Linked DNA regions of Mus musculus: region 1 is linked to region 2. The links are chromatin loops, found by intact Hi-C in ENCODE. Cell type or tissue: heart. All regions are shown on one strand. Links, peaks and the distances in the headings refer to the core of each region. The heading gives the core; the rest is flanking DNA. Region 1 has its middle 9.0 kb from the start of Platr26. Region 2 has its middle 17 kb from the start of Gm17250.

Region 1 (16,173 bases), core at 5,426-13,425, 54 kb before region 2:
GGGATATAAATACGTGAAATGAGACGCACTGACAGGAGCTGTGCAGAGTTTGAATTGTCTATTCTTTTTAGGCAGATGCAGTGCAGATGGAGGGGTGGTGGCTGGCTTTGCCTGTGGAATGCTCCCAAGGCCAAGTGAACCACCCTCAGCAAAACCCCAGAAAGGCTGACGTTCTATGGTCCCTTGTGCTACAGCACACTGGAAGAAGCTAACAACCTAAAGCCTGTCAATTGCTTAGGGGCCTGGATCCCTTCCTCTGCCATCTGATTGAATAAAGTTGGAAGTTTTTCTCAGAGATACTGAGCCCCAAGATCTCTGGGCATTGCCTCAGGATACCCAGAGGGGGAACAGGAGTGAGATGATAGTAGTGGTGGTGGAGGTGGTGGTGGTGGCTCTCACTGGAAAGTCCTTGTGGCTGATGGCTGGATGGTCACTCCACCTAAGTGTATAGCCTACAGGCAGGAAGGCAAGAATTTTGCCCTGGGAGAACCAAGAGATAGAAAGAAAAGACCACTTCAGGGTTTCACCTGGAAAGCCTGCTTCACCACCAAGTTGCAGCCAATTTTCTCTCCCATCTGACAAATCTGCACACAATGCCTGATAGCAATCCACAGTCAGGACTTAAATCCACAGTTTAGATCTTAAAACTCATTATGAAAGGGCTGCTTTTAGGCTTCAGCACCCAATTCTGGATGAAAATGAATCTTGCAACATGAAAGAGACTCTGGCCATTCAAGTGGGGGAAAAAGAGATTTAGGAGAAATGGGAACAACGCAGGCAACAGAATAAAACTTTGCAAGCACAGGCACAGAACATATTTAATATTCTTAGAGAGATAAGAGATACCCATTAATCAAAAGCGGCATGCTTTGATTCAGGGACCATCAAAGAACAAGGAAGAAGAGCCTAGAGAAGTTAAAAATAGAACTTTTAAATGAACAGAGACTGCCCTGAAAGAAAATTAACAAAAAAATGAGCGATGACCAAGAGTGAAAAAGTGACAGCAAGACGAAAGAATTGATCCAAAAGGGCTAACATTCACAGACAGGAATTCCAGAAAGAGACAGAAGAAGGGAAAAGTGACAAAGTGATACCAGGAAATTTCCTGTGGCTCTGGAAAGATTCCACAGCAGTTCCCACCATTCGACATTTTAAAGCTGTGGATGCAAAGACCAAATTCACCTCTCCCTGGAGACAAAACACACTCCATTCAAAGACTAGGTCTGGGGATGACATGGGACTTCAAGCTGCAACCTTAGGGACCAGAAGACAAAGAAAGGGACATGTCAATATGTTTTGTCTTTAGAGCCTATTGATTTAACCCAAACAATTAATATATCTTTTTTGTGTTTGTTTTGGTTTGGTTTTGGTTTTGGTTTTTTAATACAGGGTTTCTCTGTGTATCGGTCCTGGCTGTCCTGGAACTCAATTTGTAGACCAGGCTGGCCTGTAACTCAAAGAGATCCTGTCTGTCTCTGCCTCCCAGGTACTAGGATTAAAAATGTGTGCCATCATCCACATGTGCTTTGGATCCTGTTTGGGATTTGTGTCCTCGCAGCCTCACTGAAGCTACGGCTACCCTGGACTTTTCTCCTGTGGGGAGGGTGTTTGTAGCTTCAGCCCTGTGGTCACTTGGGGAGGAAGGGAGGAGGATGCCAGAGATCTCCCACCCTAGGGTACTGGGTGAGGTCTGGGGGAGAGGCGTGCTCTGTGTGCCAAGGGGCCTCTCCTTCTGCTTCATGCTGAGCCAGGGTTGTTTGTTTGTTTGTTTGTTTGTTTGTTTGTTTTCTCAAGGACTTGAAATCCAACCTCTCCACGGCTTTCAGGACAGAGCTCTAAACCAGATGCCCAGGTTGTACTTTCTACAGATGGCCCAGATTTCCCTCAGTCTCTCAGTCAGCCTCTCTCTCTCTTCTTCACCCCTCCCTCTCTTCCTCCCCCCCCCCCACCAGCCACCTTTTTATGTGCTCTGATAAACACCATTTTGTTTTGTTTTCCAGCTAAGTATTGAATCCCTTGGGCAAATTGGAACTGGAGAAGATGGGAGAGTTATATTTTCTAAATCTGTTTCGTTTACAATCCTCCTAATGATCTAAAGGAGAACAATGCCAGAACTGGCCGGGATTAGATCCTGGCTGTTTAATCAAGTGCACACCAGCCTAGTCCAGCCTCAAACCAGAGTGAGTGGGTGCAGAAGTTGGTGAAAGCCACCTTTATCTGATTAGGAACACTCATTAACATTTGAAAAGCAAATCCATGCCTCCTCTCTGCTTCTACTTGTCTGCTTGCAGGAAGCTTGTCCAGGCCTCGATTTTCCCTTCCAGAAGATTCCTCGTGAGGCGTGTTTTTGCACTGGCCAATGAAATTAATCACCCTCATCTCTTGTATAATAGACTGTCTAGAGGGTTGTAAGAGATGCTTTTAGCAGCTGCCCAGCTACAGAGGGTTGGTAGACATTTTCATCACATGCAATGGAACCTATGGACCACTCTTCTCTGCAGCTGCCAAGTCTTAGCTTCTCATGTCCATGATGACATTTGTCTGGCCAAAGTCATGTTTTCTTAAGAGGAAAATGGGAAAAGCTGGGGTGGGGGAATAGTGTCATCAGTAAGGTGCTTGCCTTGCAAACAGAGAGGACCAGAATTCTAAGCTAAGTACAATGGGACACTCTGGTTATCTCAGCACTGAGCAGTGGAAACTGACAGATCTTGGGCTGGGTGAATTCTAGTCCAGTGAAAAGCTCTGTCTCAAAAACCAAAATAGATGGTACCTGAAAAGAAAGGACCTAAGTTGACCACACACATACTTGCAACACACACACATACATACACACACACCATATACATGCACACACACACACACAGAATCAGTTTCTTAGTTTGTAGTTTGGGTAGAATAACATAGTATTTTTTTTAAAATCTTGTGGTTTTATGTTGCTTTTCTACAGTATTGTAATGGGACATACGTAGTTATCAGTCCCTACTTCTTGCAAAGGGACGTTTAAGCTCATCTTCTTCATCCAACATTGTTTCCTGATCAATCAGCAACGGCACCATGGAGGAGGAGCTCAGGCGCCCTGAGTCCACAGGACCACACTTGGAGAACTCTTGTCCCTTACATTTTGAGTGTCACAGAGTTAGACAGCCCGAGATCCCATGTCTTCCCACTACCACCCCCATCTTATGATGTGAGGACAGATTTGAATATCTGAATACATCCCCACTCCCTACCCAGTCTCTTCACCTCCTAGGTTCATCTCAGGAGAAACGAGTCTTGGTCCTGAGCCCCAGAGAACCTTGCCCTGCTTAGCTGCCCTGAGTTGTGATTCTATCTTTTTTTTTTTCTTTTTCTTTCTGGCATTCTTGATGGCTATAGCTTTTAATGGGAGTAGGAAAAAGAGTGAATTCACAGACTCTTAAAACTAAATTAATTTCTGTGTCATTATGACAAAATACCCTAGAGAAACAATTTATGGGTGGAAGATTTATTTGGGGTCATGGTTCCGAAGTTTGAACTTTGTCATGTACAGGGAAGCACAGTAGAGTGGCTTGGTCCGTGACAGTGGGAGCATGTGGCAAAGGCTTGGACTAGGAAACAGAGAGCAAGACTGAAACCAGGGGCCACATATAATCTCTGAAGGGTTAACTCACTTCTGTCGATTAGATCCCACCTCCAGTGGCCTCTCAGCCTCCCCAGTAGTGTCACTAAAGACCACCTATTGAAAGCATGAACCTGTTGGAGGATGTTTCAGATTCAAACCACAAGGTTCTGTCTCAGTTCCTAAAGGCTCATCACTATCTCAAAATGAAAAACGCATTTAACTTACTTCAAGAGACCTCTGGGTCTTAGCAGTTGCAACAGTATTCACATAGCCAATGTTAAGGCTCTCTGAGACCTAAGAGACTTAACTATGAGTCCCTGAAGAGTAAGAAAGAGTGGTTCGGATTTTCCATGTGCAATGGCACAAGTGTCCAGTCTCATTCCGAACAGGTCGAGAACAAGGAAAGACCGAACGGAAGCAAGACCAACCCCTAGCAGGGCAAACACTAAGTCCTTCTGTTCCATGCCTGGTATCCTGGACACAGAGTTTCATACCATATGCTCCAGTGGGTATAGCTAGCCCCTCTCCTTAGCCCTGCCACATGGCCTTTCTCTTGGACCAATCCTACCTGGTGGCTACATCTTACTATGGCAGATGCTCCTGATTATTGGAATTGACATTTTAGGGGACTCGATTGCAACTTGGGTTTCACCTCCTGACCTTTACATAGCAAGGATTCCCTGCAAGAAACATGACCTTGCTGTACACTAACTAGTCTTGCAGGAATTTTTCTAGAATCTTGGTCCAAGCCCATTTTGCAGATGTGCCTCCTGTATTGGTTTGCTTTCTGTTGCTGTGATAAACACTATGACCAAAAGCAATTTGGAGAGGAAAGGGTTATTTCCTCTTACAGCTTACAGTCTGACATGAAAAGAAGTGGAGACAGGAACTCAAGAAGGAACCTGGAGGCAGGAACTGAAACAAAGACTACAGAGGAATGGTGTTAACTTGTTGACTTGTTCCTCATGGCTCCATCAATTTGCTTTCTTATACAACCCAGGATCACCAGCTCTGATGTGGGATCACCCATAGTGGGATAGGCCCCTCCCACCTCAATCATTAATCAAAAAAATATCCCACAGACTTTCCTACAAACCAATCATATAAAGGTATTTTCTCAATGAAGGATGCCTCTTCCCAGATCAAGTTGTCAAGTTGGGGCAAAACAAACAAACAAACAAAAAAACAACAAAACGCTAACCAGCATACCCGTAAAACAGCACCATTTGGGCAGTTCAAGATTCTGTGGACCAGCCGGGCGGTGGTGGCGCACGCCTTTAATCCCAGCACTTGGGAGGCAGAGGCAGGCGGATTTCTGAGTTCGAGGCCAGCCTGGTCTACAAAGTGAGTTCCAGGACAGTCAAGACTACAGAGAAACCCTGTCTCGAAAAACCAAAAAAAAAAAAAAAAAAAAAAGATTCTGTGGACCATAGTGGCTCTCTGAGCGTCTGTGAAACTTGGTAAAACATGTTACTAGAGACTTTTCTAGGCATCCTCTGTATAAACTGAGAATCCCTGAGGCTCTCACTTTTTAAAGGAAAGTCTTTCAAATGGAGTCTGGGAGTCCTCAAGGCTCCTTTCTTATTGTCCCAGGGTGAAGTGAGAGGCTTATTTTATGACACTAAACTCCTTAACAATTCCTACTGCTTTGTCTGCACTGGCTTTGCCTGTGGCTTTAAGTTCACATGTGCTCTCCAACTGTGCGGTTTTTGCTCTCTCCTTTTTGTTGCCAAGTGTCACTGTAAATATGGCTAAAAAGGAACCAGACTGCTGGAGGAGGATTATCATCAAGAGCCTCACTCAGGGGCTGGAGAGATGGCTTAGTGCTTAAGAGCAGTGACTGCTCTTCCAGAGGTCCTGAGTTCAATTCCCAGTACCCACATGGTGGCTAACACCCATCTGTAACTGTAGTCCCATGGGATCCAGTGCTCTTTTCTGTACATGCAGGCAAATAAATAAATAACTAGCCTCACTCAGCTGTGTACCCCAAAGGATATACTACCAATCTGCCAGGCAGGATGTGCCTACTGGCTGGTCAATGCCACTACAGCTGTGGGGTACTCAGTCATCTTCTTATTGGATCTGAGGAGCCTTCCAAGGTAGCTTACACATCTGGTCCTGTAAACCTCATCTCTCTGGTGGGGGCTGCGGGGGGGGGGTCATAGGTCTTAGTAGGGAAGCAACTGCTATTATTTTGCTAAATGGGTATGAGATGCCTGTCAAATTGCCTTCTAAATGCTTTTTGCCTATGCTCACAGATTAATGTTGCTGTCAGGTTTGCTTGGGGGTGCAGATCACAAAGTGCTGAAAATATGTGATTGTTGAATGTGCAGCACGAAAGGGGGCACTTACATCAGCTCTGTGAGGCTCAAGGGACATCAAAGAAGAGAAAGCGGGAAGAAAGTAAGAGCTAGAGGAAGGGGTGGGGTGTTGACAGAGAAATGCTGGCCTCTAGGCTCCACATGGCTTTTACAGTCTTGACTTCACATCAGGTATTACCTGCACAGGTCCTAGAGCAGATGGGGCAGTCAATACTCTGTCATGGAGGGAGAGGGCCTCTCAGACCCGATGCCCCCTTGAGGATCTATGAGCAGCTAGTGGTGGATTTTTCTCCAGTGTGTAGCCACTGGCAAGTTGTCTGTGCTCCTGTACATACACACTTCTGCAAGTAACTATAATTACACCCATTGGTGCATACACACACACACATACACACACATAGAGAGAGAGAGACAGAGAGAGACAGAGACAGAGAGACAGAGACAGAGGGAGGGAGGGAGGGAGGGAAGGAGGGAAGGAGGGAGGGAGGAAGGAAGGAAGGAAGGAGAGGAGAGGAAAGGGCTGCAGTAAAGTAAGAGGGGAACACAGTATGGTACTGAGGTCAATATAATTAAAGTATATTATTCACACGTATGAAATTGCCACAGCGAACCCCATTATTATGTATAACTAACATACGCTAATAAAAGGTTAAATAAGGAAACAGGTAAGAGTCGGGGGGGGGGGGGGGTGGAAGAAGCCAGCCACAACCATGCTGACTGCTGGGTAGCATGGAAATCTACTCCAGCAAGTAAGTTCGTCTGATATTTTTAAAGCCTTCTTCATTCAAACTTCCAAGACAAGGGCAGAATGTAGAGTTTTTCTCTGATGTCCCCTGGTCTGATGCCTAGCAGAATCCTGGCTTCTATCCAAATGCCCGTTGGCACACTTGACTACCCACACATCTGCTGACACCCTAGTCGCTTCAAGTCCCATCTAGTCACCCATCAAGCATCGACTACAGTGTTCTGGGGTTTCCATAGCCCATAGCTCCAAACTCTTGTGAATTCTTTCCACAAACTACACGTTTATAAAGGAATGGCCCTACTTGTACCAGCTATCCCTACTACTCAGGTTTCTTTTTTTGTTTTGTTTTGTTTTACTGTGACAAATTCCCTGACAAACAGTCACAGACAAAAACACGTACTTTGGCTCATAATTTCAGAGAATTATAGTCCATCATAATGGGGAAAGCATGGCGGATGCACAGTGGACATACGCACGGCAGAAGCACGCACAGCGGATGAACTGCGGCTGCGTGGATGCACTGTGGCTCCACAGGGATGAACAGCGAATGCACAGAGGTGCATAGCGGATGCACAGTGGCAGTCCCATGTAGTAGGAACAAGGAAACAGACAGCAGGACCAAAACCAGAGTTCAGCAATAACTTGGTAAGGCCTGAGCCTATGACCCATTTTCTCCAACCAGACACCCATCTCTTGAAGGTTCCACAGCCTCCCAAAATAGTGCTACTTAGCTGGGGATTGAACTTTCAAAAGGTGAGCCTGTGGGGACATTTCAGATTCAAACCATAACCTATTGCTTCATAAATTATAAATGAATTATAAATTCTCAAGTCTCATTCCCCCACATCTAAGCTATAGGGAAAGAGAGCAGGCTTATTTTTAATTCGACTACCTTTATAAAAGTATGAATTTCATACCATGCAAAACTTGTATATAGGTGTCTGCTTTTTCAAGTGCTAAATTCTAAAATGAAATCTAACATGAAAAATTAGTATGCATGAAAAGTGTACTTCCATACGGTTGTCCAACTGTCTAGAGACAGACAAAGCAGATGGGTGTTGTGCTGACGACTGTTTAAGCTGAGTAACGGATGTCCAGGTGTTCTTGGTCTCCTGAGTTCTTGTCATTGCAGCTTTTCTGTGAGTTTGACATCCCCCCCCCCAAAAAAAAAGTTCTTTTAAAAATCACCATGGAAGGAAAATGGGCCACAGCTGGGCTGTGAGTGGCAGGGCTGTTTACTGGCGGGAATCGTCTTCTCAGCCATTTTCTTTGTTGCGCGTGTGGTGCAAATTTAGGTTTTCACTCCCAGACCCTTTGAAAATCATTTCCTGGAATAAATCCTTTTGAGGGGTTTAACAAGAACAAAAATTGGAGGGAAAAAATCATGCTTAATGCAATAATTCTCTCCAAATTGGTAGCATCAGGTTGAGCAGATGATGTAAGGAATACCTTTGTAATTATGGAACGTCCTCACTAATATTTACAGTGAAATTTCCCCCAAGAGAGAAAAGGAAAGGAGAGAAAAGGGGCTCACATTCACATAGATTTTTTTCAAGCAGGCACAGTGAAGGATTTCTGAATGTATTATTTCATTGACCAACACAAGTTCTATGAGGCTAATTTTACTATCTTCGCCCCACTACTAAAGAAACAGATTCAGGCAGGGGCTGTGTCAGGCCTAGCCTGTGTGGCTAAGGTCAGAAAAGTTCATCTTGGGGCTGGGAGATGGTTTGCTGGTTAAGAGCACTTGCTGTTCTTGCAGAGAGTCTGAATTTAGTTTCCAGCACCTACTCTGGTCAGCCTATAATCATCAGTAACTATAGCTCCAAGGGATCCAACACCCTCTTCTGGTCTCCAGGGTCCGCACGCGCATGCATGCACACACTCATGCACTCAAATAAATTAAAAAAAAAAAGTTTTGAAGGAAGTAAAACTTCATCTTACCAGTTCAAACAGCAAGGATGTTTCCTATCTCATAGAAGAGGAGTCTGGGAAGGAGAAGAAAGGGCAGTAAATGGGGAGTCAGCCTGCTGTAGCCACCGGCTCTGGCTCAGAGGGAGGTGTTCACTGTTTACCATCAGCTGGCGCTCAGCCTGTGTTTTGTTTTGTTTTGTTTTGTTTTATCCTATTTTAGTGCCGGGGCTCAAAGCTCCGCACATGCCAAACACATGCTCTATGCCGAGCGACATCTCTTCCCTCCGCCTGTATCTTAATGGCCACATGTGATTACTATTAAAGAATCCAGGGCTTCCAGAAAGCTTTGAACGAAGTCATTGCTTCTTAAGAGGAACATTTACTCATACTATAAACTTGTGATTTATTTTCTCATCAAGATTAAAGTTATTTCAGTGTTTTTACATTGAGTTCATTGGTTCGAATTATACCATTACATATAATCTTACATCATTTTGCTTCTTGGCCTTATTTAGAAAATAAGGCAATTTCCTGGTCATAAAAACATACTCATTTTAAGTTAAAAACAGTTCAGTGATTTTTTAACATCTTTCCTGGTTAAAATTACTTTAAAAATAAGGATAGGACTGGAGAGATGGCCCAGTGGTTAAGAGCAATTATGGTTCTTCCAGAGGACCTGAGTTTGAGTCCCAGCACTCACTTTGGGTGGCTTACAACTGTAAGACTGGAAATCTGATGTCGTCCTCTGGCTTCTGCAGGTACCCACCTCTCCCTCCCTCCCTCCCTCTCTCTCTCACTTATAAAAATAAGATAAAAATAAATAAGGATGTTGCTAGTCTTCCTGTAGATAATCCCTTCCTTTGCATAAAGCCATTCATCTTGTAAGAAAAAAAAATTGATGTCTTTCAAGCCAGCACCATAAGCACATTGTGAACATTCTTCAGAAGTTCACATCTGATATCCTCATCAAAATTCTAATGTTTTCTTGGCAGCCCGTCTTTATTAGACTGGCTTCAGTTTCTGCCATTTTCCTAAGCTTCTGCCCAGTGTAGTAGCAATCGGGAAACCTCAACACCATTTTTAGATTAGCTGATAATTTGCTCTGCTCTTCAGCCTCATTTTGTGAGAAGCAAATGGTTGACCTTGGTCAGAGATGAAAAACAGGCTTTATCTCAAGCTCTCACTGTGATAAGCAATGCCTGCCTATATAGTTCTGTGACTGATTGGTGATGTCTGCCCTAAGAGTGGTGGCTGACATAAGTCTATGTTTTCCCAGAACATATAGTAGTTGAATTTTATTGGTTCACTAAAAAATGGTTTTACTGAAGCATATGATAGGTGATAACTGCACATATGGAAAGTACAATTTGATTTGCTTTTCATACCTATCCTTCAAGTCATCACTATACTAAACTAGGTGTGTACCCATCTCCTTCTAAGGTTTTGTTATACCGTTTGGCAAGCTCTCTTCTGTCTCCAGGTGTACTGGCTGGTGTGTCAACTTGACACAAGCTGGATCTATCACAGAGAAAGGAGCCTCCCTTGAGGAAATGCCTCCATGAGATCCAGCTGCAAGGCATTTTCTCAATTAGTGATCAAGGGTGGGAGGGCCCATTGTGGGTGGTGCCATCCCTGGGCTGGTAGTCTTGGGTTCTATAAGAAAGCAAGCTGAGCAAGCCAGGGGAAGCAAGCCAGTAAGAAACATCCTTTCATGGCCTCTGCATCAGCTCCTGCTTCCTGCCATGCTTAAGTTCCAGTCCTGACTTCCTGTGGTGATGAACAGCAATGTGGAAGTGTAAGCTGAATAAACCCTTTCCTTCCCAACTTGCTTCTTGGTCATGATGTTTTGTGCAGGAATAGAAACCCTCACTAAAACACCAGGTTTTCCAAACCCTGGAAAATCTTTAAGCTGTTTTTTCCCCACTATGGACGAGCATTCTTTTTCTAGAATTTTTTTCCCTCATTTTCTGTAAATAGACACAGGTAGTGAATCCCTTTGGTTTGCTACCTTTCATTGTGCTGTAGCTGGGATGCATACAAGTAGCTACATGTATCAAAGGTTCCTGCCTGTTAATTGCTAAGTTGCTTTCAGTTACATTGATACATTACTACTGAACAAACAGTGGGACACAATTTGTTTACTCCTTCATATGTTGCTGAATAGTTGAGCATAGATTTAGGTTATTATGGATAAATTTCTAGTGAGCATTTGCATACGTGCCTTCTTTGTAGACAAGTTCTCATTTTTTCTTTTGTAAATCTCTAGAAGCAGAATGGCTGAATACAGAGGTTAGAGCATACAATTCACTTTTTAAGAAGCCACCAAACTGTTTCCCAAAAGGATTATGCCATTTGGCATTCCCATCAACAGCATCTAAGACATTCAGTGTCTGGTGTTGCCCCACCAACGGTTGGTCAACCCGTGGTATGCTCAGTATTTTTAACTTTAAATGTTTAAGATATGTAGTGGTATGTTGTTGTTTTACCTTGGTTTCTCTAATATTGATTATGTTGGTCATCCTTTCATATGCTTTTATTTTTATTATAATAAAAAATACATAGCATAAGATCTATGCTATCACACTTTAACATGTATGATACAGTATTGTTAATCACATCCGCACGGGTGTGCAGGGTTCATGTGACTTTTGGGCTGTTTTCTGTAATGAAGTACTTGTTCAAATCTTCTGACTACTTTTATGTTCACCCCCTTGTTACCTATCACTAAGACAGTTTTTCTGGTTTTGTTTTTGTTTTGAGATAGGGTGTGTGTGTGTGTGTGTGTGTGTGTGTGTGTGTGTAGCCCTGGCTGTCCAGGAACTTGCTCTGTAGACCAGACTAGCCTCAAACTCACAGAGAACTGCTTGCCTCTGCCTCCTGAATGGCATTAATCAATTAAAGGCATGTGCCACCACCTCCCATCAAAATGTCATTTTCTTACCCAGGAAGAATCAAGAGGAGGAGGGAAAGAGAGGGACCCTGTGACACTGTTTTACAGAAATGCTCAGTGTCTGAACCCAGTCCCCAGGCTTCTATGGTGAGAGCTTTTACCCACTGAACCATCTTTCCAGCCCCTTAGCATAAGCTTAAAGAAAGGTTTATTCATTTATTTTGATGTGTGTGTGCCTTGCATGAATCTATGTGCACCATGAACAGGCAGGTATACCTGGAGGCCACATCCTCTGGAACTGGGCTTTACAGACAGTGTTCGCTGCCTGATGTGGACTCTGGGAACTGAACTCAGGCCTCTAGAGGACCAGTAAGGGTTTTTAACCAATGAGCCACCTCTCCAGCCCTTGTCATTTGGTTTTTTGAATGTTTTTGTTTCACACTCAAGTATTACATATTTTTGATGCCATCATAAATGTCTTTTAATTTTTTTTTTTTTTTTTGGTATTAGATTTCTTCTCATATGTTGATCCTGTGTCTTTGTCTTGCTAAAATCACTTTTTAGTCTTAGCTTTTCTAGATTCCATAAATTGTTTTTTTAAACAGGTGATTATGAAATAAGGTAGCATGTTTTCTTTTAAAATGTGGATGCTTTGAACCACTGATGTCCCTGTACGGCTGCGGGAGGACTGAGTTAGCCAGAGCCGGGCTGACTCCATGACAAGCTGCAAATTGGCAGTTAGGGAGACTAGGCCTAAGTTTCTGTTTCCCAGAAATGAGAACATGGATCCAACTGTGATGGGCTGTGGGCAGCCAATCCAAGGATGCCTTGTCACCCCGGGAAGTCCCCAGAGACCTAACCAATCACAAAAGCACCCATCCAGACAGAACCAACCAATCAAGGGAAGGAAAGATAAAACTCATCCACTCCTACCCTAACAGGCTTTAAATTGACCCTGCAAAGTCCACACCTTTATCTTCCCTCTCTATGCACTGTAGACCCCTGCATGCTGGTTCTGTGTAGAATAAACTCGGGGACTGGAGAGATGGCTCAGGGGTTAAGAGCACTGACTGCTCTTCCAGAGGTCCTGAGTCAAATCCCAGCAACCACATGGTGGCTCACAACCATCCATAATGAGATCTGATGCCCTCTTCTGGTGTGTCTGAAGACAACTACAGTGCACTTACATATCATAAGTAAATAAATCTTTAAAAAAAAAAAAAGAATAAACACTCTTTGCTGTTGCGTACTATTTGAGTCTGGGGTATTATTCTTCGATGAATCACAGACCCTAACACTAGCACTTCAACCATGATGTTAAATAGCAATGGTGAGATGGACCATCCTTACCCTTTTTCTTAATTTTGGAGGGAAAGTGCTTAGTCTCTGGTTACTGTGATGTTAGCTAGAGGATTTTTTTTTGCCATACATATATCCTTTGACTTCATATCATATTTTGAGAGTATTTATCAGGAATATAAATTGGATTTTTGTTAATGTTTTTTCTGTGTCTGTTGAGATGGCCACATTAGCTTTCCTTTTTGTTTATTAATACAGTATTTTGCTGGGATTTTTGTTGCTGTTAAAAAAAAAATACATGATAAGAATAGCCAAAAGAAGGCTTAGTTTGCCACATAGTTTCAAGGGCTTCAGTCCATGGCTGGCTGGCTCTAACCTGGGTGTTTGATAAGGAAAACCATCATGGTAACAGAAGTGTCCACACACCAGGCTGCTTCAAATGATATCTGGGAAGCAAAGAGAGAAATGAAGAAAGAGGGTCCAGAGCCCTTTAGAACCTAGCACCAACAACCCACTTCCCCCAATAAGACTCACATCCAAGATTCCAACCTCTTTCCAATAACACCATCAGTTATTAATCTACCTGTGATTACTCAGTTGATTAAGTCAGAACCCCCCAGGATCTACTCACCCCCTCCCCAGAGACTGAGCGAATGCAGCAGGTGGGCAGGAAGCCCTCAACACTTGAATCTTTTGGGAGGACACTTCATATCCAAACACCAACGTTTGTGCAGTTGTGCTGTTGAAGTTTTGAATAATGAACAGGCCATGTTTGCATTCCTGGGTCCATCCTCCTTAGTCATAACAGAGTCGTCTTCTTTATGTGGTTGGATCTACTTTGCTAACATTTTGGTGAGAATTCATACATCTTGTTTATGAAGAATGCAGGCCTGTAGCTTTCTTTTCTTGTCATGTTTTTGTCTGGACTTCCTTTCCTTTCAGGTGCTAGGATTGGAAACTCTCTTCGTGTGGTTAGTGGTGGGAGTAGGGGTAGGTTGGGGGTGGGGATAGTGAGAGGTAGGAGGGTGGGTTGGGGCGCTGGTGGCGTGGGGGTGGAGGAGAGAGCAGAATTGTGATGGATGGGGGTGTGGGGTGGAATTGGGGGGCTAGGGAGGTGGGGGTAGGAGTGAGGGGCTAGGAGTGTATGGGGTTGGGGAGGTGAGGAGTGAGAGGGTGGGGGGTGGGGTGTGTAGAAGCATGAAGTGGGGGTGGGGTGGGAACCTCAGGGTTCATCTCCTCTTTTATCCTGTTCTTCCAGGAATCACTAACCTTCACTGGCTTATGTGCAATGTGTAATAATATAGCTATTATTTCAGATATTTTTCCTGGGTTTTCAGTTGCTTTGAGTAGAAGAATAAATCTAGTATCTGTTCTTTCATCTTGGTTTGTTTTGGAAGTCTCCAAGGGTAAGTTTTACAAGTTAATTTAACATTGTAATTCTTGATCTCCAAATGCCTCTGTTGGGGTTATTTAAGATAGAGTTCAGTTAATTAAATTATGTTTTTGGGGGTTTTTTGGTTTTTTTTTTTTTTGAGACTAAATTATGTTTTTAGGTTTTTTGTTTCATAGGGTTTTGGGTTTTGTTTTGTTTTTTGGAAGTCTTTTAAAAGGAAAAAATTCATTTGTGTGTGGAATGTGTGTGTGGTGTGTATGGTGTGTGTGTGTGCTGTGTGTACGTGGTATATGTGGGTGTGTGTGTGTGGTATGTGTATATGTGTGTACACCTAGTGCTCTGGAACTAGATGACAGGCAGTTGTGAGATGCCAGCCTGGGAATCAGACTGGAATCCTTTGGGAGAGCAGCAGAAGGCTCTAAATCACTTGGTCATCTCTCCAGCCACCACAAGTCTTCATTCTTATACTTCCTATGCTATAGGCAGGCTTTGGCAGAATAAACACATTTTTAAAGGCATTCCAAAAAGTTCCCTCTCTAGGTAATGCCTAAAATTTCAATATTAGACCACCTGCTTTGGAGAACCATTCTTTTCTAAGCTTTTCTTCCAGATCCCTCTCAGGGAAGTTGTTGCGTCCTAACTATCCTAATGTGCCCAAGTCATTCGCTGTTTTTCTCTTCTAAGTAACAGGAGCAGAACACTTGCATCAGGAGTAAAGGAGGGATGACCACTCTGCTTGGAGCAAAGCACACACCCCACTGGCTTCTAAAGGGTCAGTGTCTGAAACCAGGTGACTCTCAGCTTCCTTCAAGCCAGAGGCTACACAGAGCTAGGTGAGGTTTCAGGTACAAAATATGAGGACTAACTCAGGTACAAAACACTGGTGAGTTTTACAGAACGAGCCTCAGGATAGAAAGTCAATGTTCAGTCTTCCATCAATAGATGAAGAATCATCTTGGGCCTAAGAATTAAATCTTATCTTGGTGTTCATGATGGCATTTGGGTTTCTAGTGAAGGATTCGTGTTCTTGCTGGGGGGAAGGGGGTAGTGTGCTCCCTGAATGTTACACTGGACCGAATTACCAGAAACTATGCTGCTTGCTTCCTTCCTTCCTTCCTTCCTTCCTTCCTTCCTTCCTTCCTTTCTTTCTTTCTTTCTTTTTAATTAATTAATTTATTTATTTATTTATTTATTTTTGAGATTTATTTCTTTTCAGTATAAATGATTGTGAGCCACCATATGGTTGCTGGGAATTGAACTCAGGACCTCAGGAAGAGCAGCAGCAGTCAGTGCTCTTAACTGCTGAGCCATCTTGCCAGCCCCATAGTTTTACTTTCTACATAAGTAAATCGGAGATCAGTGGCTCTAGGAACCCTTAGCCACATAAACAACAATACAACATCAATCACTCCAGGTTCATATTTTCCCAGTGGTGATTTTCCAACTATGTAGAGAAAGAACTAAAATTCCAATTCTAAGAATTCATATCTTAGTCCTGACGCTGACACCTCCCAGATTGTAGTAGGTTTGTTTATTAGTTTGGTTGTTTTCTACAGGAATCTCAGCAGATCAAAACAAAGGACTCATGCCCTGCAGCTAGATCTGATCAAGGCAGACTGGGCTGAGTCTTTCACCTGGGGGCCTGATAAGCAGATACAAGCCCTGCTCCAAGCCATTCTAACTTTCGAAGGTTTGAAGTGGAACTTCAGACCTGTCTTTTCTTTGGTTGGTTGGTTGGTTTTTTTGTTTTGTTTTGTTTTGTTTTGTTTTGTTTTGTTTTGTTTTCGAGACAGGGTTTCTCTGTATAGCCCTGGCTGTCCTGGAACTCACTTTGTAGACCAGGCTGGCCTCAGAAATCCGCCTGCCTCTGCCTCCCGAGTGCTGGGATTAAAGGCGTGCACCACCACACCCGGCTTCTGTCTTTTCTTTGTTAACCAGATAGATTTTTTTTTTTTTAATCTGTTGAAGTTTAGCTCTGGTTCTGCCTCCCAGTCCGATGCTCCCGGAAAT
Region 2 (16,173 bases), core at 2,734-10,733:
GGAGTTGACGCCTCCACGAGCTCTCTGGGTGGTATCCTCTCCATGTCCCTCAGGTCTGATTCCAGGCAGACCTTCGGCAGTGCGTGAATCATCCTTCAGGGTAGGCAAATGCAGATCAATAGAGCCCAGCAGAGAAACTTAAGCACCACAAGGGGCTGAGCTGATGGCCGTTTGCTTTGTCAAGAGAAATAAGTACCTGGAAGTTCACTAACATACAGACAAATCTGCTCAAGTATAAACTGCCTTCATTCTTTGTATGCGTGGCTGAGGTGAGAGCTTTGGCATATGTAAGAGGCAATATGACAACCAAGGAATCCAGAGACGGACTATGGTCTTCAAGATCTTATGTCACCACTTCATGTAACCTGGGACAAGTCAGGCGACTTGTCTGTGCCCTTAGATTTCCATCGCTGGATACCTACCTTCTTCTAACAACATTTTTACAGTCCACCAAATTATTCATTAGAGAAGGTCGGTAACCCTCAAATAACGTTATGTAGGGAACTAATTACAGTGACTGGAAAGAATGGTAGGGGGCAATTTCCAAGGGACTTGAACCTACACTGACGCGGATTCTTTTATTTCATAGAGATTTGGCAGGAAGAAGGGGCTAATGGTGAAGAATTATCACTACCTCCTAAGTGTAAGCTTGGTATATGAAACGACTTTCCCTTTGGCTTAATGAGTTGAAGAATCCATATCCTAACTCCCTGGGGATTTTCAGGTGTCCTCTGTTCCCACCCTCTCCCTTGCGCATGGTATAATCTCAAGGCCATTTCTCTCTGTAGGCATGGAAAGGACACAGGTGTTGGGACAGGGATGGGCCAGTCAAGCCCAGAAGTTGTTTACTGCATCAGCTGAGAGGGCGGGAGGTGAGTAGAGGGCACTGCCTGGCTAGGGTGCCCCTCCGGGGCTATTCCAGAGAGAAGGCATCCAGACATGCATCCCAGCTGGCCTGAATCTGTTTCCTCAGTGATTGATTTTGCCATCTGACTCCAGAGGCCTTGCATGCCAGGGGTAATAGAGACGTCTTTCAAGAGTGTGCTAATCCCACTTCCTGGAAGGGTTTCCAAATACCCCTCTTCACATTTGTACACTTGGCTCTAGATCTTTGTGTTGATAGTCTGAAAGCATCCTTCAGCGTTACAATGGCATGGGGCTTCTATGTTTTTCTAGAATGTGAAGGATCTAGAAACCATGGATTTTATACTCTTTGATTCCATGGTGTTAGTGTTGGTGCTTGCCTCTCGCCATAATGTAGGCATTAATGAACTCTTTTCATTGTAAGATTATAACTACATCCTTTTGCCCTTCTCTTTCCTCCCTACAAATCCTCCCATGTTCCCTCCTTGCTTTCAATTCATGACTGCTTTTTCATCAATGGTTGTTTCACAAACACACACACACACACACACACACACACACACACACACACACAAATACTACCAAATGGTCAGCCCTTAAAAAAAAAAGGTAATAATATATAGACTGAACAGGTTTTAATTATGTAAAATGTATATATTTTAAAAGTTATTCTATTTTTAGTTATGTATATGTATGCCGGTATGTGCAGATGTCTGTAGGTACCTATGAAAGCAGAAGAGGGTGTTGCATTCCTTCAGCTAGAGTTACAGGTTGTTGTAACATCTGACATAGGTGATGGGAACTGACTGCAGCATGGTGAATCCTCTTCTCCCTTGCGGCTGCTAGCCTGCCTGCAGGAAAACTGGAAGTCCCAACTATTCCGCTCAGCTCATTGGCTGCTTGCATCTTTATTGATCGATCAAGAACACATTGGGGAACAGGACCTTCAGTGTTCACAGGCAGATTCCAGATCAAAGCATCAGAACCACTCCCAAGGGCCCGCAATGACGCACTTCCTCCAACAAGGCCACGCCTCCTAATAGCGCCACCCTCTGGGCCAAGCATATTCAAACCACCACATGTGCGATAATTTTGTCCAACTATAGACCTAGTGTTCTGGGGACACTAAGCTAGGCAAGGCTAAAATATGGTTCTAATAGGTTAAGAGTATTGGATGCAGTTCTGACTCAATGATGATTTTACTGGCACACGGCCCCCTCATACGTGGAGGATCATCTGTTTGTGTTTGTATACTTCTCACTTAGTAACTATCAGAAGGGCGGGGAACAGAGTGGTGCTCACTCTCATGCTCTCGGCAATTGACCGTGTGAAGTTCTGAACATGCTGCAGGGGGTTTTGAATGGCGGCTTGCAGGAACTACATCACAGGCTTTTAGTCATTTCCAGGAAGGGGAGACCTCCAGGTCAGCATGTAAAGAGCCAATAGGTATTAAAAGAGCAGTAGGGGAGAAACACTTGACTCCATCTTTAGATCTTTAGAGCTGGAGCTAACTTTCATTGCTGAATAGCAATTTTGATTAAATTAGCTTTGTGTCTTCTGTATTGAAGTAATCCTACGATGCTTAAACTGCTTAAGCCATGTTCACTATCTACCTATAAATAAATAATAAAAAATAAGTTCCATGATAAATAGAGTATACATACATACTCTTTAACTTTTTGAAGTGTATTATTTAAAACAGAGCTATGTTTTGTTTTGTTTTGTTTGATGAGTTAACACACACGTGTTATATGATGTAGTCCATGAAGGATAGCATTTTTATTTTTCCCCAGAGATTACCAGGCGGCATTCACCATACATCACAGAAAATGCCAAGGAGCTCTGGACTTTCTAAATCAAATGCAAATAAAAACCAACTTAAGAAAGCTTACCTGGTTAAATATACAGAAATTTTTCTTGGACCTAACAAACTTTTTATTTGTAGTCGTTTCTTTTAAACTGCTAACAATACTTTATTTAGTTGCTTCTGTTTGTAATTGAAACCCTGGGAATTCAAAATTAATGTCCTTGCCTACGGAATTCTTGGACACACCAGGAATAGTCTCAACCTTCTGTGCAATGCTGTTCCACGGTACTCTGTCTAAACCAACCTTTATGGGCTGCTGACATCCTCTTACCCACAATTTCACTTGGGAAGACCACATTCTGAAGGATGGCACACTCTGGGGGCATGTTTGCCTATCTTTCATATGGCCTTTTCAGTCTGGCTTCGGTAGAAATCTCCTCAGAACAGTCAAGAGTCCATGCTTCCCAGTGAACTTTTTCTCCAGTTCCCACACTAACTGGACATAGATTTTTCTGGAAAGATTCCAGTTGGTACAAAAATTGTGATAGCTTTCAGACCACCACCAGCTTCAATTTCCTTGGCTGCAGTGATGCTGAGTTCCCGCCAGCTTTGTTTTGCAGCCTTTAAGTAATTCCTTGATATATCAAGGCAAGAACTCAGGGCTGGAGAGATGACTCAGTGAATAAAGATGCCTCCCACCAGGCCTCACGACCTTAGCTCCATCCTCAGAACTTTCCAATACAGAGCATGTGACTGTGCCTAGCGTAGGACCAGCAAGGGTGTAGGGTTCCTGTCTGCTGCCCTAAAGTGGGTAAATGCCTTGAATCCTTCTCACCTTCATTCATACTTGTAATCAATTGTGGACCTGCATTGTCTGGAGATGTGTTCATCTCTGACTTGGAAGGGTTGTTTCTGCTTCTTCTTGCAGGCAGCTGCCTGCCTGCCTGGGGACTACCTGGCCACTCATATCTCACGACTCACAGCTCTCTACAAGTGGATCTATCCATGTCTGCCTCATTCAGAACCATGAGCCTCTTCATGTAGGGATATTGCTTTTCTGTTTCTCCCTAGCACTAAGCAGGTGCCTGGCCTGGACTTGCTCAATAGATGTTTCTGGAATAAAAGAAGAAATTGGGCAATGTTTTTGGCTCAGGTAAAAATATTTCTGAGAGACACTTTTTTTTTTTTATAGTGTTTTTGTTAGCACAAACTTTGTGCCAGAAATTCCTTAATGGGCCACAACTGAGTGCTTTATGTGCAAGTTAACTCATCCTTGTCTTATAATATTTCTGTTTGAGATTATTTATATATATATATATATATATATATATATATATATATATATATATATATACACACACACACACACACATATATATATGAATGATCTGGCCATATAAGGAAGTCTTTAGTAGCCAAGTAGAATGCCAGTCACTTAAAACCATTATTTTAGTAGCTGAAAGCTTTTGTTGACTTAATGGGGGACCTTTTGGAAAGACTTCAGCCAAAGCAAAAATGGGAATTAGCTCAAATAACAGGGGAGTCCAGGAGCCCTTCATTTTTCACGGACGGAGACAATGGTTGCTAAGGCATTGCAAGCCAGGTAAAGAAGAATGCCCCTGTACAACTCCACCAGGAGGTCCTGAGAAGGAAAAACTGTGGCTATCTTCACACATCACTCTTGCGGGGACCTGATTCTGATAAGCCCCAATGTACGTGACCTGGGTGCTCCCTAGAGGTGTGTGGTCAAGGAATGACACATCCCAAGGATATGTCTGGGACTTTCAAATCACTAAGTATCTCCTTGTGCTGATATCTCTGCCTGAAATCCCTTGTGTGTGTGTGTGTGTGTGTGTGTGTGTGTGTGTGTGTGTGTGTGTGTGTGTGTGTGTGTGTTGCTGTGAATGCATCACAAGGCTGAAGAGAATGGGGTATCTCCAGTAGTCACCATTCCACACAGGTGGCATGCAAAAGGAAAGACACACAGTACTGTGCCTGTGCTATGTATTTTGTGCTTATTCCTTGAAAGAAACGCTCCCTTGAGGAAGACAGCAGCAAGCTCCAGGATGAAGGGGACCATCAGCTCCCCTTGCTGCTGCCCTGGTCACATCTGCAGTCAGCCTCACAGGCTCATCTTTATGCATCACTCACAAGAACAGGGTTGGAGCGGCTTGTTGTTTGGTTTGTAGGAAATCTTTCCTGAGGCCATCTTACTTCTTACCCTCTCTCCTTGGCTTGCTTTTCCTTGCTTACTTGGAGAGCTTTTTCAGTCTCTCCCCTTTCATCCTTGGCTCCCTCGTTGGGTTTTCATCCCAGGGTGTGTCTCGGGCTCCTGGTTAGTAACAGCTTCTCTCTCTCTCTCTCTCTCTCTCTCTCTCTCTCTCTCTCTCTCTCTCTCTCTGTGTGTGTGTGTGTGTGTGTGTGTGTGTGTGTGTGTGTGTGTGTGATTTTGAGTTGTGGCTAGCTTCGCACGTCACTCCTGTGGGAGCCTGCTTCTGATAAGCCCCAGTGTACATGACCTGGGTGCTCCTTATGGGTGTGTGGTGAAGGAATGACACATCCCAGGATGTGTCTGGGAATCTCAAGTCACGAAGTATCTCCTTGTGCTGATGTCTCTGCCTGAAATGCTTTTCTCTTGCCAGGCTACACACGTTCTCAAGTGTCTACTCAGGCCTCTCTTCCTCCAGGAGGCTCCTTGTCGCCCACACTGGCCTAGATACAGTACAGCCATTCAGGGGGCTGTGTAAACTGGGAGTCAGGTCCAGCTGGGCAGTGGACAGTCTTGAGTGTCACGTGTGTTTTGAACCCCAACTCTGAGCCCCACTGTGCCCATATGAACCCCAGTTAGCCATTGCTACGTTTTCTATCACATGCCTGTTTGATGTTTTGCTAACCTTGTAATTAGGAAACTGCTGGAAAGCAGGGATCTTTTCAGCTCTGTTCCTAGTGTCTGGAACATATGTAGAGCATCTCTAAGAAGTGCTTAAGGAATGCTCCAACCCTGGACTCAGTGTCTCTTAAGCTTATCCTCAGGTCCCTGTTGCCCTTGGCACACATATCTTTCAATGCCCCATTTTCATCTATGGATATGTGTCACTTCCTCCTTACACTGTCAAGTTCCTGTGGTAACTGACTGTGCCTTTATTAATTTCTGTTACCAGTAATTTCAGTTACTGCATACTGCAGTAGGTGGTCACTAAGTATAAAACAGATCTGTAGACTTACCTCTCTTTAAGAGATGAATGGAAGACTGTTCTGCTGCTGTTTGTTTGTGTCTCCTGAAGAGCCTGGTTCTTTTAATACTAATTAAAGCCATGTGACTTTTGTCAACACTTGGCTTGGATGTTCCTTAAATATCCTTGGGTTGCAGATGATTGAATAGCACAACTAGACTTCCTGCTCTTAAGATGAGTAGAACAAACCCAGAGTCAGTGAACACAGTCTGGGAGTTCCCTGTGTTTCACTGACCTCTTGTCCTGTGTTATGTCTTTGCTGGAGAATGGGAGGAGACTTTGAGCCAAAACCTCAGAGTGGTGATACAAGTGAGTGAGGCTAGTGTTTGGTCCAAGAGTAGGGATAAGGTGGCATCAGGTCCACGTTTGGTAGGGAAGAGTCAGAAATGGAATCCAAGAAGAGGAACCCGAAGAAAAGAAACGAGAGAGTGCCTCAGAAAGGGGTCACCTCAGGCAACAGATGCATCATCAGCATCAGAGGACTGATGGAGAGAGACATCCTTGGCCGTCCCTGGCCTGCCTTTGTAGGACAAGATGAAGGAAGATAACTTTCCTGTTCTCACAGTGGAGACTCTTCCTCACTTGGAATGAGGCTGAATCCATTTCAATGAATCTGGTTAAACAAAGCCCATGCAATGCAGCTAAAAGAGCCCAGCAGAGGCTCTAGTTACGTGGCAACCTTTTCTGCCCATAGTGTGGCTAGCATTCATAACCAGGCCAGTTATAAAGACTGGGTTGAACCCAAGCAAGGAAGAAGTGGGTCCAGGCCTCTACTTATTTCTCAAGTCCAGTAGATTTAGTAGAACTCATAAGTATGGAGAAACCAGACCCAAGCCACCTTCCTCTCGGAAGGGGATGCTTTTGTTTCCAGCCAGCTTACGTCAGTGTAGAAGATGAGGCCCTGATAAAACAATGTCTTTATTTCCTATGTATATTTCTTTGTTCCTAAAAGAGCACTAATGTGTTTTCATGTCGTGTTCAAAGAAGAGATTGTCCTGGAGAAACCGCAGCTCCCTTGGAAGGGCAAGCAGGACATGAAACCCTCCTACCGACCTACTGCTCTCTCTGCTAAGCTAAGAGCAGGGCTTCCTGAGCCAGGGCAAGCTTTCTGGTTCAGGTGGTTTTTGATTAGAGCAATTTTTTTTAAAGATTTATTTATTATTATATGTAAGCACACTGTAGCTGTCTTCAGACACACCAGAAAAGGGAGTCAGATCTTGTTACGGATGGTTGTGAGCCACCATGTGGTTGCTGGGATTTGAACTCTGGACCTTCAGAAGAGGAGTCGGGTGCTCTTACCCACTGAGCCATCTCACCAGCCCGATTAGAGCAATTTCTATTCAAAGAATGTACACACACGCTCACCCAAAATCAATGAAGTCAAGGGAGGAAAACTGAAATGAAAATGTAACCAAGAGCCTGGAAGACCACAGTAATTCTTAACATTTAACTTTTTTGTTGTTTAAAATATTTGTGTACGCAGTATCACTTTTTGGGCAAAATGTGAAATACGTTGCACATCATTCCCAATGTCTTCCTCTCTGACGCTCCTCACCTGCACCAAATGCTAAGCGTGCAGTCTGAGGGCCTAAGAGAACACAAAGTTATCGACAATGGGAATGGGGCATTAATGGGATTCCCCTCTCATCTCCCCACCCCGAACAAGTGCCTCTGCCCAGGCATTTCCATGTCGTTTGCTGGCGTACAAATATAACCCCACATTCTTTTATGAAAGCCATAAATGCAATAAAATAGTTGCTTTGGGTTTTTTTCTGGAGGCAGAGGAGAAAAAAAATGTCAAGCTCTCATTGTCCAGTGTTCCTAACAGGCCCCTTTTGTGTGGCTGGTATGACTTTCCCCGCACAAAGTTCTTAAGTGCAGATAATAGCTTAAAAGGCTATCTGAACTCATTCTGTTATGTAGATGAAAGAAAGTCTTTAAAATTAATCTATGGCATCTCTGGAAAAAAAAAAAAAAAGAGGGCAAGCATCCAACTCATTTCCTTGGCCAAAATAGTGAGTGAAGGGGACAAAAATGCCTTCGTTCCCGGGCTCCAACAACCAAGCTTGGCCTGGCACCAGCAGTGGTCAGTGACCAGGTTCTTCTTTCTGCCCCGTCACTGTTGAGATGGGCACAGCCCACTGTCACTTGATGTTATCAGGGTGTCTGATGAAGCCAATACCATGTGAAGCTTGATGGCGGGCTCCGTTCCTGTTTTGTAACACAACATTATTTTATGTGATACAAATATTTAATTTTTAAAATAATGCCTTCTTAAAAAGCTAGAAGTCTGTTAGAAGATTGTCTAAACCAAGGGAAGCAACTGAGAAACTCCGTGTGTCAACTTAAGATGAATGTCCTGGGATACAGTCAGGTATGTTACCCCAAGGTGGCAGCTTTACCAGTCAGGGTGTGGCTCCAGATATTTGTATCATGACTAACATTCCACTAAAAAAATGAATGTGCTGGGCAGTGGTGGCACACGCCTTTAATCCCAGCACTTGGGAGGCTGAGGCAGGCAGATTTCGGATTTCTGAGTTTGAGGCCAGCCTGGTCTACAGAGTGAGTTCCAGGACAGCCAGGGCTACACAGAGAAACCCTGTCTCAGAAAATAAAAACAACAACAACAACAAAAAAGCAAATGTTACCAAAATAAGATAAGTGAGTTAAAAACTTTCTGAACAGATGACATCATTTAAATTGGTTTTGTCCATTAAAGGTCTTCAAGTGAAAAGCACTATAAAGTAGCCAGTTATCGGCATGAATAAGCAGCAGTTATGCAAGTCAATACTGTTTCTATATGAAGAAATGAAGTATACTAAAATAAAGATTAATCCATAGAATTTCTGTGTCTGTCCATCTGTCTGTCTCCCCCTCCCCTCCCCATACTTATTTAGTGCTATGCCCCAATTTGATAGAGTTAGGACTGTTTGCCTGGCCCTGATGGTTCCAGCCTCGTGAAAGGGATTAACTGCCTTAGAAAAGAGAGTTCCTAGTCCCTTCTGCTATGTGAGAAGGCGCTGCCTGTAAGCACCAAGTTCTCACCACATGATGGACCTGTAATGCCTAGGTCTTGAATTCGCTTTTGCTTGTTTTTGTGTTTGGTTGGTTTGGTTTTTTCGAGAAAGTGTCTCTGTGTAGCCCTGGCTGTCCTAGAACTCACAATGAAGACTAGGCTGGCCTCAAACTCACAGAGATCGGCCTGCTTCAGCCTCCTGAATGTTGGAATGAAAGGTATGTACCACCATGCTCAGCCAGTTTACAGTTCTTTTGGTTTAGTGCTCTAAGACTACAACTAAGCAAGACTTAGCCATGCCAAACCTAGATGGATAATTGTAAAAGCAATTGTTTATTATTGCTACTTATTTTTTTTGGGGGGGGTGTACAATAGCAAATTTAAGTACATGGAAAACTGTATACTATATTTTCACTTGTTTTACTTTGTTTTCAATGCCCCAGTATTGTCTTTTTTTAAATACTTACTTGCTTTTATGTGTATGAGTGTTTTACCTGCATGTGTGTCTGTGTAGCACACGCACACTCCGTGCACACTCCGTGCACACGTTCTCTGGAAGAGCACCTGGGCTCTTCACTGCTAAGCTCTCTCTCCAGCTGCTCTCAACATGATATTCTTACAGAAATAGATTAATTGAATGCTACTCCTAACGTTTGCACCATGCTTACAATGTAAACAGCTGGTGGATAATGTTTGATGAATGAGTAAATGAGCATTTGAAAAAAAATGTGCATTAAAAAGAAAACCGATATTAGGAAACTCTATAAGCTTTAAATCTCTACTTAAAACTCATCAAAGGAGGCTCAGAAAGATGAATACAGCACGTTCTAGCCCAAATGCAGATCCCTGCTTCTAGTTGTTACATATGTGTATTTACGTGGGTGTGAATGTGAATGGAGGCCAAGAAACTAGAACAGGGCCTATGAGATAGGGGGAAAGAATCTTAAAGAGAGATGGTTGGGGAGGATAATAGAACACATGTGAGATATATATGTGGAACAGAGAATGCTGGTGGCCCAAGGGAGTGATGAGGGATGGTGGCCAGCCAGATTGGTGGGAATCAACCAAAATGCCCAACCACCAAACTAGTTTGCAACTGACCCCACGAGGAAACCCGTTACTGTGTTTACTAATTAAAAATAAATTTTACACGACTGAGGGGAAAGCTTAGAGGCTAAAGCACTTGGCAAGGGTGAGGACTGAGTTCAGACCCCCAGAACCCACGTAAAATCCTGGGTGGGCTTGGCAGCTTTCTTATAACCACAGCTTCCAAGGCAGAGGCAGTAAGTCCCCAGAACAAGCTGCCTACACTATCCACGTCCATATGAGGAGTGTGGGCTTGGGAGACTTTGCCTCAAAGAATAAGCTGGGAGAGTATGCAAGAGGATTCCTGGCATCAGCCTCGGGTTACCACATGCGGGCACATACAATTATACTCAAACTCATATGTCCACACACATGCAGAATACACACACACACACACACACACACACACACACATGCGCGCGCGCGCGCACACATGCCACAAAGACAAGCACACACAAATAGAATAATAAAAGTAAATATTTTTCAAAGTTTGCCGAGTTGTGCCCCTAGCCAGGCTACTTGGTCAGAAAGTTCTCTTAAGTGTTTAACATAGCACTTATTAAATAAGACTAAATCTCCATCTAGGGCCTTTAGTGTTTCTAAGATTTCATCAATTTATAGAATGCTTTTAATGAAAACAAAAAATCTGGATTAGCCCACATAACAGTTTAAATTATTTTATGGATAACCTTACTTAAATATAAACATAAAACTAGTTACATACCTCTTGGTCTTTTGACCCTCAGATATAAAACCATTTTAAATATTCATAGTTTTAGGATCCTTAAATTCAAATGAGCACCATGTTAACTGTGGCAGATGATGGGGTTCTCTCAAACCTAAATGGCTTGTGTGGGGCTGAACAATAGGAAGCTGTGTCTGCTTCGCACTTCGGTTGCTGACTTGATTCTTTTGATCTTGGTTATGATGGACCGTCACTGCTCTCTTCCTGGTTGTCAATGCCTATATTTCTGTTTTTATCCACTGATCTGCTGTTAGCTGTCCGGTCAGTTTAGCATGTCCTGTATACAACACTGTGTACAACGTGGCTTCAACGGTTTAACACAATTTCCTTTTGAAACCCAAATGTGGATAATGAGCTCCAGGCAGCATATGGTTGCAAGCTGGTCATCCCGGTGGCCTAGAACGTTCTTGGATTTCTTTTCTTAGATCACTATCCAGAGGAAAAGCCCAGGTTTACGTGCTTTCATTCCAAATGTATCCATCTCAGTTTGAGAAATGACACTCTACCTTGTTTGAAGTAGTAATTGTTTGTTGATTTCTTGTTTAAATATAGTAGCAGAAACTGGGGGGACCTTTTGTAGTTGTTCCAAACAAGCATTTGATCTGTAGTTCAGCACCAATCATTGGCACTGGTCCTTCTGTGAGGGACAAGCGCTGTTGACCCTATTCTGCAGGTGAATCCACTGAAGCAGACACAGCACTCCAGGATGAAGTGAAATAGTGATGCGATTCAGGTCAGGGGTCATTGTTGTGCCCAAGATGGTGTATTGGATGATAACCGAAACCACCCAGCCATTGATTTGCTAACCATCCATTTGACTTTGCCTGTTTTTGTGAGGATGGCTGGATCAAACTTCTTGGTGTTTCAGGCCACATTGAGGAGAGCAACATCTGGGACCCGGGCTAAATGCAGGCTCTCTGCACCTCACTCCCCCAGTCCCTATTCAACTACAGGGCTCCAAATGGAAGCTGATAATCAGAGATGAGGGGGAACCAAGCCTTTTGGTGTTACCTCTTCTAATTACAGGCCCCCAATGGGGCAAATGCGTACCATGGGAAGCTTCTGGTCTTTCCCAAGTATCCTTGAGCAGCCTGTGGAGCCCTGCAGGTAAATAGCACCTGAGGATACATGGCCTCAGCTGTGGCATGTGGAGGCACAACCCTCAGGTATCTGGGTGGGAACTTCTCTCTCTTAGTCATAAAGAGACTAGAGAGATTGTTTGTTGTTGTTTTTTAAATCACAGTAAGTTCTAGCCACCTCCCTAAGTAGCAAGAAAACATCACCTTAGCCATAATTACAGTTCTAACCAAAAGAAATCACCAGAGTATAGGCCACCAGAAAGGTTGTACAAAATCAATTTGTGAGTGTTAAATAAGATAATAATGAGTACTGAATACACACACACACACACACACACACACACACACACACACACACACACACACACACAGGGCTTCCCTGTGCTTGAGGCTGTTCTGAAACTCAGCAGACTGGCCGGAACTGGAAGAACATTCCGTAGCTTGTATTAGTAACATCACTAAGAACTAGAATCCTGCTTTTAAGTGATCAGACTTGTGCTGTCTGCATGGCTGAGCTAAGCTTCGGAAGCCTAACCAGTTCATCTTCATCCTGTACTTATGGTCTGTAGATTCAGGTTCCCCGAAGTGGGATTTGATACATCGAAGAAGCTTGACTTATGATTTCTAGCAGGCAGCTTTTTGACATCAGTCAAAGTTGGAAAGCCAAATATTTATAAATATCTTCTGACATGCACAAAAAGGAGGATGTAAGCCTAACAGTTAACAATGCTTATCTCAAGGGCGTGGTGTTGGACATGGTAGAAAATGTCACTTTCTGTTTCATATACTTCTATTGTTCAAGTTTCTTTGTTTAATAAGGAGTATGTGACTCAGACCTTACAAAGCAGCACCGTTTTCCTTTAAAGTAATTTTGTTCACTTGTAAAAAAGAAATTAAACTGGATTCACACTCACACCAGCCATAGATAAGATTCAAGGCACATGAGGATAAGTTCATTTGAGTTGATGGATGTTAGGAGGAACCAGAATACAAACCAGGTAGAGCCTTTGTCTACAAGGCTGATTTTTATGTTTCTTTTCATTTGAATTCCTGGGTCGGGAAGTATGGTACATTGCCTGGCACGGAGCGCCATCACTGTGCCCTGTGAAAGCAGAGAATGCAGTGTGAGTGAGGAGGCCTAAATGCTGGCCGTGAGCTGCTTCACCTGCACCAAAGCATTTGCTCTGCAGCTTCCTGGTCTCTGGGCGGATAGGTCCGTGATGGTGGTCTGCTGCAGGACCCCACGGGGTCTTGAGGATGGGGTGGCTGTTGAGAGGTAAGTATGCTACTTTCTGTCCTAACTGGGTTTCCTGTGGGAGATGTTTGCTGAGATGAAGGAGATAGACTGTTTGGTTCTGATTCTGTCACTCATTCTTTATGGGCCTTAGTTTTCTCAAGACAACACATACAGCATTGAGCTTTATGTCAGCTCTGTTTCTCTACATCAAGTAGCATCAAGTTTCTCTGACCTTTAGAATTTCTAAATCAAAAACTTTAAGCCACGAGTATCATACAGTTCCTTTGCCATCTTTAAAAAAAATGAATAAACAAACAAACAAACAAAAAACCGATTAAGTACAACAACTCTGGTAGATGAATAGTTACATGTATCGATTTTATGTATAGCATGATATGCCAAAGTCTAAGTTTCTTTACAGAGGTGGATATGGGAGAGCTGAGAGACATGGTACACTTCAAGTTTCTCCTGAAACAAACTCAGACTTTGGTATAAGTTTCTTCTTCCTGCTTCCTCCTTCCTGCTGGAGACAAGGCTGCCACTAAGTCTCTCTTCACCAGCAATAGTCGAAAACTAAAGATCTAGCCACTCAATTTCCTTCACGTTACACTTTAGCTGTGTGTACTCTGCAGTGCTTCTGAACCATGGGGACTTTTTTAACCCCTGATGCTTGTCACTTCTCTAATGTATTAGATGAGACCATTATATGTATGTATGTATGTATGTATGTATGTATGTATGTATGTATTGTTATGTGTATATACTATTATATATGTTATATATACATATATGTTCACATATATACTATATATGTTATATATTACTGTTATATATAACAGTGTGCATATACTATATAGTATAGGATACTGTGGAGATTTTTAAAAATCCACTAATTTACAATGTAAAGTGTTTTGAACAGTATCTGTTGTGCAGAAAATACTGTATAAATGTTAGTGTTTATCATTATAGTTGATTCCGTGAATTTGATAGTAAAGTATTCTTTGTTGAGAAAGTGCATATTTCTTATACCATAACGGAAAAAAAGGGGGTTTTATTATAAAGTCCAGGCTCAAAGTCTCACTTCTGCTCTCCCAGCAGCCTCCTGGATGCTGGGTTTGAAAAATAATTCACCAACACATCTGCTCTCTTGTGCTACTTTCTGTATGTGTGCTAATAACTGTGCATTCAAATGTGTGCACTTGCATGCATGCAACAGACATGTATATTCCTGTGTGTGTGTGTGTGTGCGCGTGCGCATGCGTGCATGTGTGTGTGTGTGTGTGTGTGTGTGTGTGTGTGTGTAGAAATCAATGGCAGGCATCCTTCTCATTGCCCACCTTAAGTTCTGAAACCTGGTCTCTCACTGAACCTGGGGCCATCCAAATTGGCAATAGCTGACCAGTCATCTCCAGGGATCCTCCTGTCTCTGACTCCCTACCACTAAGACTACAGCCGCACGGTGCCACGCCCAAGTTCTTATGTGCATTCTGGGGACCAGAAGTCAGATCTCCATGCTTGTGGGTCAAACGCTTTGTCACCAAGCCATCTCCCTATCTCTCTGTGTCACTTCCTGCCATTCTATTTGGCTCTAATTTTATTATGAAAAGAAACATATGGCGATTATGCCAAGGTTCTACAGAATTACATTGATAATTTCTGTCAACTTCACACACACACACACACATATATATTTTTGTGTGTGTGTGTGACTTTCCTGATATGAATATTTTCAACTGCCTAGGATCAAATTGAGAGCAATTGCATGGTTTTTGTTGTCCTCCAAAGTAGTAGAGACTTAATTTAGTTTATTCCAGTTAAAACATCCCTAAATAAATATGAAATATTTTACAAAGCAAACGTTTTGCATCTTGTAATGATTTCACTCTTTGTGCACACACTACCATTACTTTTAGATACAGTGACTTGAAGCTGTCAGTTGACTTGATTGGTGGGAAAGTCTGTGCCAGGAAGAATAGAACATGAACTCTTGGATTCAAGTTTATGAACTGTCAACAGCCTGCTCAACAATGAAATGTGGGGTGTCTAGTGGTCATCTTGGGCTTGGCTGCAAAAGTTCTGCTCCCTGGCTCTGCCACAGTAAATATATTCTTCTCACGGAGGATTCGTAGCAGAAGGATCCATCACTGGCTCTACAGTCAGCCACTCAGAACTAGCAGTAAACATTTTGATTAGCGAGAAATGTTTTCACATTTGCTTATTTCAAGAACATGTGCTTTCCCTCTTGTGAACAAAAAAGGACGAGGCGAACATCAGCTCCACCCACTTCCACTTGCGGCTTCAGCTAGTGTATAAAGACGAGATGCCCAGGCCCAGAAAATGCTGCCCAGTACCGGGGAGTGATGGGAAACTGGCATTCCTGATGGAGCTGTGGTGAATAGCCACTCATTTTTCCATTTGGAAGCTAAGCATGTGCAATTCAAGAGACTGGAAATGAGGGGGACTCCAGCGCTGCAGCCTCTTCAACTTTCCAGTCTGGAGAGTGAAAATTCACATTCTAAGCTGGCTGCTTTCGTAGATGCACGTAAGTAAGACATGGAACTGAAAGGAAGTCCCACTTTCAGAGGTAATCTGGGGCATTACATTAAAAACAAGCAGCTCATCACTTCATGAATATGCAATCCAGGATCACATTTCAATCACTGTTGTAGGGGCTATCAGGATTTGGACAAGTTCTCTGTTCCTGTCTCCTTAGGATTCAAATTTCAAAAACAACTGCCAGAGTCTCCTTAGAAATACAGAATATTGGGGAAATAAAAGGAAATTGAGTAACATAAAGAGTTGCTTTATCATAAATAAAATGACGAAATTGGAGCGTGGACAGTGAACCTCTCGGGGAGCCAACAGCTCATTCCTCTGGTAGAGCTGCTCTCTGGAAATGAATGGGCTGGGCTTTGCATCTCCAACTGTTCTGCACAAATGAACCAAACGGGGAATCAGTTGGAGTCAGTGAAGCTGAACACAACTCCAGCCATTGTCTCCATGGCGCCCACGAAACCCCAGTGCCAAACTGATTAGATTTACAGTTCATTTCGATAAGCTCATCTGCTCAAGGCACAGAAGGCAGCGAAGCCTTTCATGGACTGAA

What was found. A loop is a pair of places that touch in the nucleus more often than their neighbours do. Peaks named below come from ENCODE experiments on the same cell type or tissue, not always from the same donor. Only the 100,000 strongest peaks of a DNase experiment are listed, where the experiment ranks them.
Region 1: a loop joins it to region 2, with 3 times the contacts of the local background. A loop is called at or near these places in 3 of 42 quality-filtered maps.

The regions. Positions count from the first base shown.
Region 1 is chr2:71,702,286-71,718,458 of GRCm38, forward strand. No RefSeq gene overlaps it. Among named protein-coding and RNA genes, the nearest start is that of Platr26, 9.0 kb to the right of the region's middle. In heart, for the core only: no CTCF peak of the experiment used is centred there; no DNase peak of the experiment used is centred there.
Region 2 is chr2:71,759,374-71,775,546 of GRCm38, forward strand. It overlaps the pseudogene Gm13739. Among named protein-coding and RNA genes, the nearest start is that of Gm17250, 17 kb to the left of the region's middle. In heart, for the core only: no CTCF peak of the experiment used is centred there; a DNase peak (open chromatin) is centred at 6,898.